Linked DNA regions of Mus musculus: region 2 is linked to region 1. Evidence: chromatin loops called from intact Hi-C (ENCODE). Cell type or tissue: heart. All regions are shown on one strand. Each heading gives the region's core, and the rest is flanking DNA. Links, peaks and the distances in the headings are about the cores only. Region 1 holds the start of Camk1d (calcium/calmodulin-dependent protein kinase ID). Region 2 overlaps Cdc123 (cell division cycle 123).

What was found. Hi-C counts contacts between places; a loop is a spot of excess contacts. Peaks named below come from ENCODE experiments on the same cell type or tissue, not always from the same donor. Only the 100,000 strongest peaks of a DNase experiment are listed, where the experiment ranks them.
Region 2: it touches region 1 in a loop (2.3-fold over the local background); 8 of 42 quality-filtered maps call a loop at or near these places.

Annotation. Positions count from the first base shown.
Region 1 is chr2:5,713,720-5,716,520 of GRCm38, forward strand. Camk1d (calcium/calmodulin-dependent protein kinase ID) reads right to left here and starts at 1,043. Exons shown (of 11, transcript NM_177343.4): 1 at 427-1,043. The coding sequence starts at 518. In heart, for the core only: a CTCF peak has its summit at 1,139 (motif pointing right); DNase peaks (open chromatin) are centred at 912 and 1,492; H3K4me3 peaks cover 1,809 bases; H3K27ac peaks cover 1,384 bases; H3K27me3 peaks cover 925 bases.
Region 2 is chr2:5,805,211-5,808,011 of GRCm38, forward strand. Cdc123 (cell division cycle 123) reads right to left here. Exons shown (of 13, transcript NM_133837.5): 8 at 2,221-2,296. Among named protein-coding and RNA genes, the nearest start is that of Gm29984, 19 kb to the right of the region's middle. In heart, for the core only: a CTCF peak has its summit at 1,204; no DNase peak of the experiment used is centred there.

The DNA of each region.
Region 1 (2,801 bases), core at 82-2,581:
TAGGACCAAAAGCTGAATTTCCTCGTGACCACTTTCGTCGGCCCAGTGCGCCCATACACACGATGAGTAAGTGCACACAGCCAGCGATCAGCGAGATCCACCATGCTCAGCCCACAGTCACGCGTGGGGAGAAAATCAGTGGAGGGCGGTGGTGGCAAGGGAAAAGGAAAGTCGCCCGCCCGCGTGGGCTGTTCTCTGCGCGCCCTGCGCTCCCCTCCCCCGCCCAGGAGAGGTGTCAACCGTGGGCGCAGACCCACGCGGTGGACTCGCGGAGGGTCTCCATAAGAGCGGACTATGGGACAATGAGGACGCATCGACCAGCCAGTTTCTGCCGCGGTGGCGGTGGCGACGGTAGCAGCAGGAGCAGCCGACGCTGCTGCCGCCACCGATGCTACTTCCACCCGCTGGTCCCCAGCACCCACTTACGTTCCGAGGGTCTCCTTGAACTCGAAGATCTTCTTAATGTCTTCTGCTTGCTTTTTCCAGGAGGAGCTGCTCTCGCCGTTCTCCCGGGCCATGGCAGACTAATGCTGTAGGGCGGCCGAGGGTTGCGCTGGGGAAGGGGCGCCGGAGGCGCGGCGCGGGCTCCGGGGGATGCCCGGCGCCGGGATGCGGAGCGGGAGGATGCGGAGCGCAGGGAGGCTCGGGCTGCCGCAGAGCTTCCTCTTCGGCAGTTTCCTCTTTCGCCTTGGCTGCTGCCGCCGCGGTCCCTCCCTGGCTCTAATTTCTACTGCTCTCCGGCAAAGACTTCCTGCCTCTGCCGCCGCCTGCCAGCCTCACTTTCTGCTACTTTCTTGCCTGGCTCCTGCTCCCTCCCCGCCGCCCGCCCCACTCCCCCAGCCCGCCTCCTCCCGCGGGCTCCCCGCCCTCCCAGTGCACCCGGCAGCCTCCCCGCCTCCCGCGAGGCGGCCTTCGGGGATGTCCCGCTCCCCCTCCCCTCCCCAGGAGCTCCGTGCTTGGGCGCCGGGATGCAGCACTTGACCACGGAGCCACGCACGCTCCCAGGCCGTCCGCGCACCCTGGGTCCCCGGGCGAGGGCGGGTGGGAGAACCCAGCAGGTGCAGGGCGCCGGAACGCGCGGGGGAGCCCTAGCCTTTAGGGAGCTTTATTATGAAGTCAATGCTGGGGGCGCCCGGGCTTTCCCTCTTCGAGCAGGAGGGGGCGCCTCTGCTTGGCGCTCGGAAGCTCTCGGCAAGGTGGGGTTGCGCGGCTCACGGTTGCGGGGCGCCCAGGGCGGGGCGCCTTCGCATACCCAAGAGCCGGTGACCCAAGCCTGCTGTGCAGGAGGGCGGGTGGGGGCTTGTTGTCAAGGCAATGGGCGGCGGCCTGGATGGAGCCATCGGCAGGCGGGCGTTGACTCCTGGCCGCAGCTTTGCCCCAGCAGGCGCTCCCGGAGCTCGGCAGTCACCTCCGGACTCCGCTGCTGGAGCTAATTCGCATTGCACCAAAATCTGCTTCACGTCAGTTTTGGAGCAGCTAAAGGAAACCTCGGGATGTATCGGACAGGCACGCCCAAGACGAGCCAATCACCGCCTGGTGGTCCCTTCCGGAGTAAAACTCCAGGGGTTATTTGGCGGCCAAGTGATGGGTGGATGCGGGACATGGTGGCTGGCCTGGCCCAGAACTGGAGTGACTGGACTGACTAGTGTTTGAACCCTTCTGATTTCCTCTTTCTCACTTTACTCCTGATGCTCTGAGGCCGTGGCCAAATTACACCGATTCAATGGAAAGACGCCTCTCTCTAGCGCCTTCCCCCATCAGCATACCCCGCAAGTGGCTTACTTAGAAGGTTAAGGTAGAAGCAGAGATACATTTTCCTCAGGCCTCTGGTCTCCAGAGTGAACTTTGACCTGCCCACTCTCACCTGGTATTCACCTGTTAGAGGACAGTAGGCAGCGTTTCCAGTTGGTCCTTTGGTTCAACTGGCAGGGACTACTACCTCATGATAGGAAATGTTAAGTTTTCTTTGTAGCAAGACTTCCTCTCCCTTAGAGCTGTTCGGCTGAATTGAGTAAACAGCCCTGTCTCTTAACTGGGGACACCTGTCCCATTTTCCCAGGACTGTTCCAATTTGAGAGGGGGGAGGAGGAGGAGGTGTGAATCTGCTTTCAGAAAAAGAAATCCCCCCCCCCCAACACCTCCCCATTGGTTCAGACTGGCCAGAGGCTCTGCCTTGGAGCCCTTTGTGGACTCCCAAGGAGGTTAGAAGAAAAATCTACCTATCCCTAGATTCTCAGTGCTGTTTTCCACGTTTCTTTGGCCCTTAGTCCTAAGCTCTTGAAGCTGAGAACAGCAGAGAAGAGGGTTATAACCATTGGTTGTTTAGGAGTGTGACAACCGAGTCATATGATCATCATGTTAAGTGTATTTACACAGACCTGGATGCTGCACACACCCAGCCTGTGGGATACACACGCTCACGGGCTTGGAGGTTGGGGAGAAACAGCCTATTGCTCCTAGAGCCATAATGAACAAAACATGAAATTAAATCAAGCACAAGACAAAATGATGCAATCGAGAGGCACGGTAAATACAAGATACAAGAGGGTACTGCCGGCATAATATAGCAAACTGACTTACAGTCAAGTTTTCTTTCACAAGCAGAAGAAACATAATCTAAAAAAAAAAAAAAAAGTCCAACCCACTAAATAGATAATTCAGTAAGAGTCATTTACTATCAAGCATTGTCTACCTAAGGAATGATATCTACAGTATTTCTAGGCAAAGCACACCATCGTAGGTCTGTTTACATCACCAATACCACAGACCCATGAGTAATGGGTCACACTGATGTTATGACT
Region 2 (2,801 bases), core at 72-2,571, 91 kb after region 1:
GCTCCAGAATGCCACACACTTAATTTTGGAAGTCGTTATTTTATTTAGCACGGTGGAAAGGATTCAGTCACAAAAAGACTTGCTTAGTAAAACCTCCAATAGCAATTCTAGACGTGCGCATGCATGCACCTGCTGCTTTCATGTTTAAAGCTAGTCTCTTCAAATCGCTATCCTCTTCCAGGTGGTGGTGGGGTGGGAACATGTAAAAGAGCCCTCACACACACCTGCCTGCCTTCACAAAAGCAGCCTGTGTTTGTTTTACGGAAGGTGATTGGTCTTCAGAGCCTGAAATTCAGACTGCTGTAAGGAAAGGCCTCTGAGTTCTTAGTCACACACCCAAGTGTGACTAGCACACTTAAACTGTGGAATATGTAACAGTGGAACACCTACGCTTATCTTAGTTATAAGAATAAATGCCACCATTCCATCCATTCCATGAGAACTGGTGAGCTGATGCTCAGCTACATGTCCCTTGGTCCACAACTTTTACCTTACAGAAAACACAGTGGCAAACGTTTTGAAAGAACAACTTACTTCAGTCCATAGCCTGAGTAAGTGACAGCTAACAGGGTAATATCTTCAGAGGTAAGAAGACAAGAAACAGACTTGTTTCATATATTTTCTCTGCTCATGTAATAAACAATGCCCTAATAACAGAAAGATTATAGGAGCCTGGAGAGATGGCTGAGTTAAGAGTATACACTGAGCCGGGCGTGGTGGTGCACGCCTTTAATCCCAGCACTTGGGCGGTAGAGGCAGGTGGATTTCTGAGTTCGAAGCCAGCCTGGTCTACAGAGTGAGTTCCAGGACAGCCAGGGCTACACAGAGAAACCCTGTCTCGAAAACAAAAAACCAAAAAAACCAAAACAGCAACAACAACAAAGAGTATATACTGTCTCACAGGAGACCCGAGCTTGGTTTCCAGCACCCACATTAAGACATCTTATGACTCCCTACAGCTTCAACACTAGGCAAATCCAACACTTCTGGCCTCCATGGACATTTGCACACCCCAACACACGTATGCACAAGTAAATAAAATAAATCTTTAAAAAAGGAAAGACTGTTAAAATTTAGCTTTTGATGATGTTTATTTTACAATAAGCACTTTACTGGGAGTAAAACAAAACTTTTCTAACCACTGGTTGAGAATGGTAAAAGCTGTCCCTCCATCTCTAGAGTCCAGACAGGATCAACAGCGCCACCTTCCTGTGTAGAAACATTCTGGTGGAATTTTTAGGGTCACTTATATATACTATATCATCTGCAAATAGTGATATTTTGACTTCTTCCTTTCCAATTTGTATCCCCTTGATCTCCTTTTGTTGTCGAATTGCTCTGACTAGGACTTCAAGTACTATATTGAATAGGTAGGGAGAGAGTGGACAGCCTTGTCTAGTCCCTGATTTTAGTGGGATTGCTTTGAGTTTCTCTCCATTTAGTTTGATGTTGGCTACTGGTTTGCTGTAGATTGCTTTTATTATGTTTAGGTATTGGCCTTGAATTCCTGCTCTTTCCATGACTTTTATGATGAAGGGGTGTTGGATTTTGTCAAGTGCTTTCTCAGCATCTAATGAGATGATCATGTGATTTTTGTCTTTGCAGGCTCAGGACCCTTATTAACACAGAACTCCAGACTCAATATCAAACCCCTGTCCTAATTATTGAAACTATTTCCATCAAAAGCTTGTTTTTTCTCCTTTGGCTATTTTCCAATGAAACATGATCATTGTACATATTTATGAAGTAGTGTGACACTCTGATACATATATGATCAAAATAATGATAAAATTAATATATTCACACAATGAAATATAACTCAACCATAAAAGTGAAATTCTAAAATTTACAACACAGTTATCTTTCTCTTTTAAAAATAAAGTTTACTGTTTGCTTGATTAATGTGCATGGGTACACATGAGTGTGTGAGGGGCACACACGAGTGTGTGAGGGGCACACACCTTTGATTAAGCAAGTGCACATGGTGGTCAAAGACTGGGAGTTAGTTCTCTCCTACCACACAGGCTCTGGGACTGGCCTGAGGCTATCAGGCTTGGTGGCTTTTACCAGCTGGGCCACCTTGTCAGCAATCCTCTTTTAAAGGCTCCTCTGGGGAAAGGGCTATAACAGAGCACTTACCTAGCATGTACTAGGATCTGGGCTCACTTTCTGGAAACATATACACATTAAAGATTACCTTCAAGGACAAGAAGAACTCACCAATAAGCTTATTTTCTTTGACAAAACATCGGAATTCAGCCCCAGGAATTAATTCACACCATTTTCGGAGAACAAGCTGTAGACACGGAATAAATATAACAGAAGTATATGAGAAGAGCCTTTCATGTGAAAATCTTATTATAATGATTGTCATTAAAAGTGGTTTTGTGATAAAGAGGCCACCTAAAACAGGAGATGTGACAGGAGCTGCAACCCTATCAGAATTGAGGTTTTAGGTTTGGCTTAGCGGTTCAGCGCTTGCTTAAGCAGCTCAGAGCCTGAGGAGCATCCTAGCGAAGACGGGGTCACCATTTGGAGAGATTAGAAACAGATAAAGAAGGCAAATCTCACCACCACTGCGCCACAAGCTGCCCTGCTGGTTGTATATTGTGTCCCTCTTGAAGAGTGAGTGTCTGTCTGTCTGTCTGTCTGTCTGTCTGTCTGTCTGTCTCTATCTATCTATCTATCTATCTATCTATCTATCTATCTATCTTCTCAGCACTGGGGTCCTGGGTTCAGGCAGCAGCACATCTGTTTGTAAAGTTTAAGATGTTATAGAAACTACTTATGAGAGTCTCGGC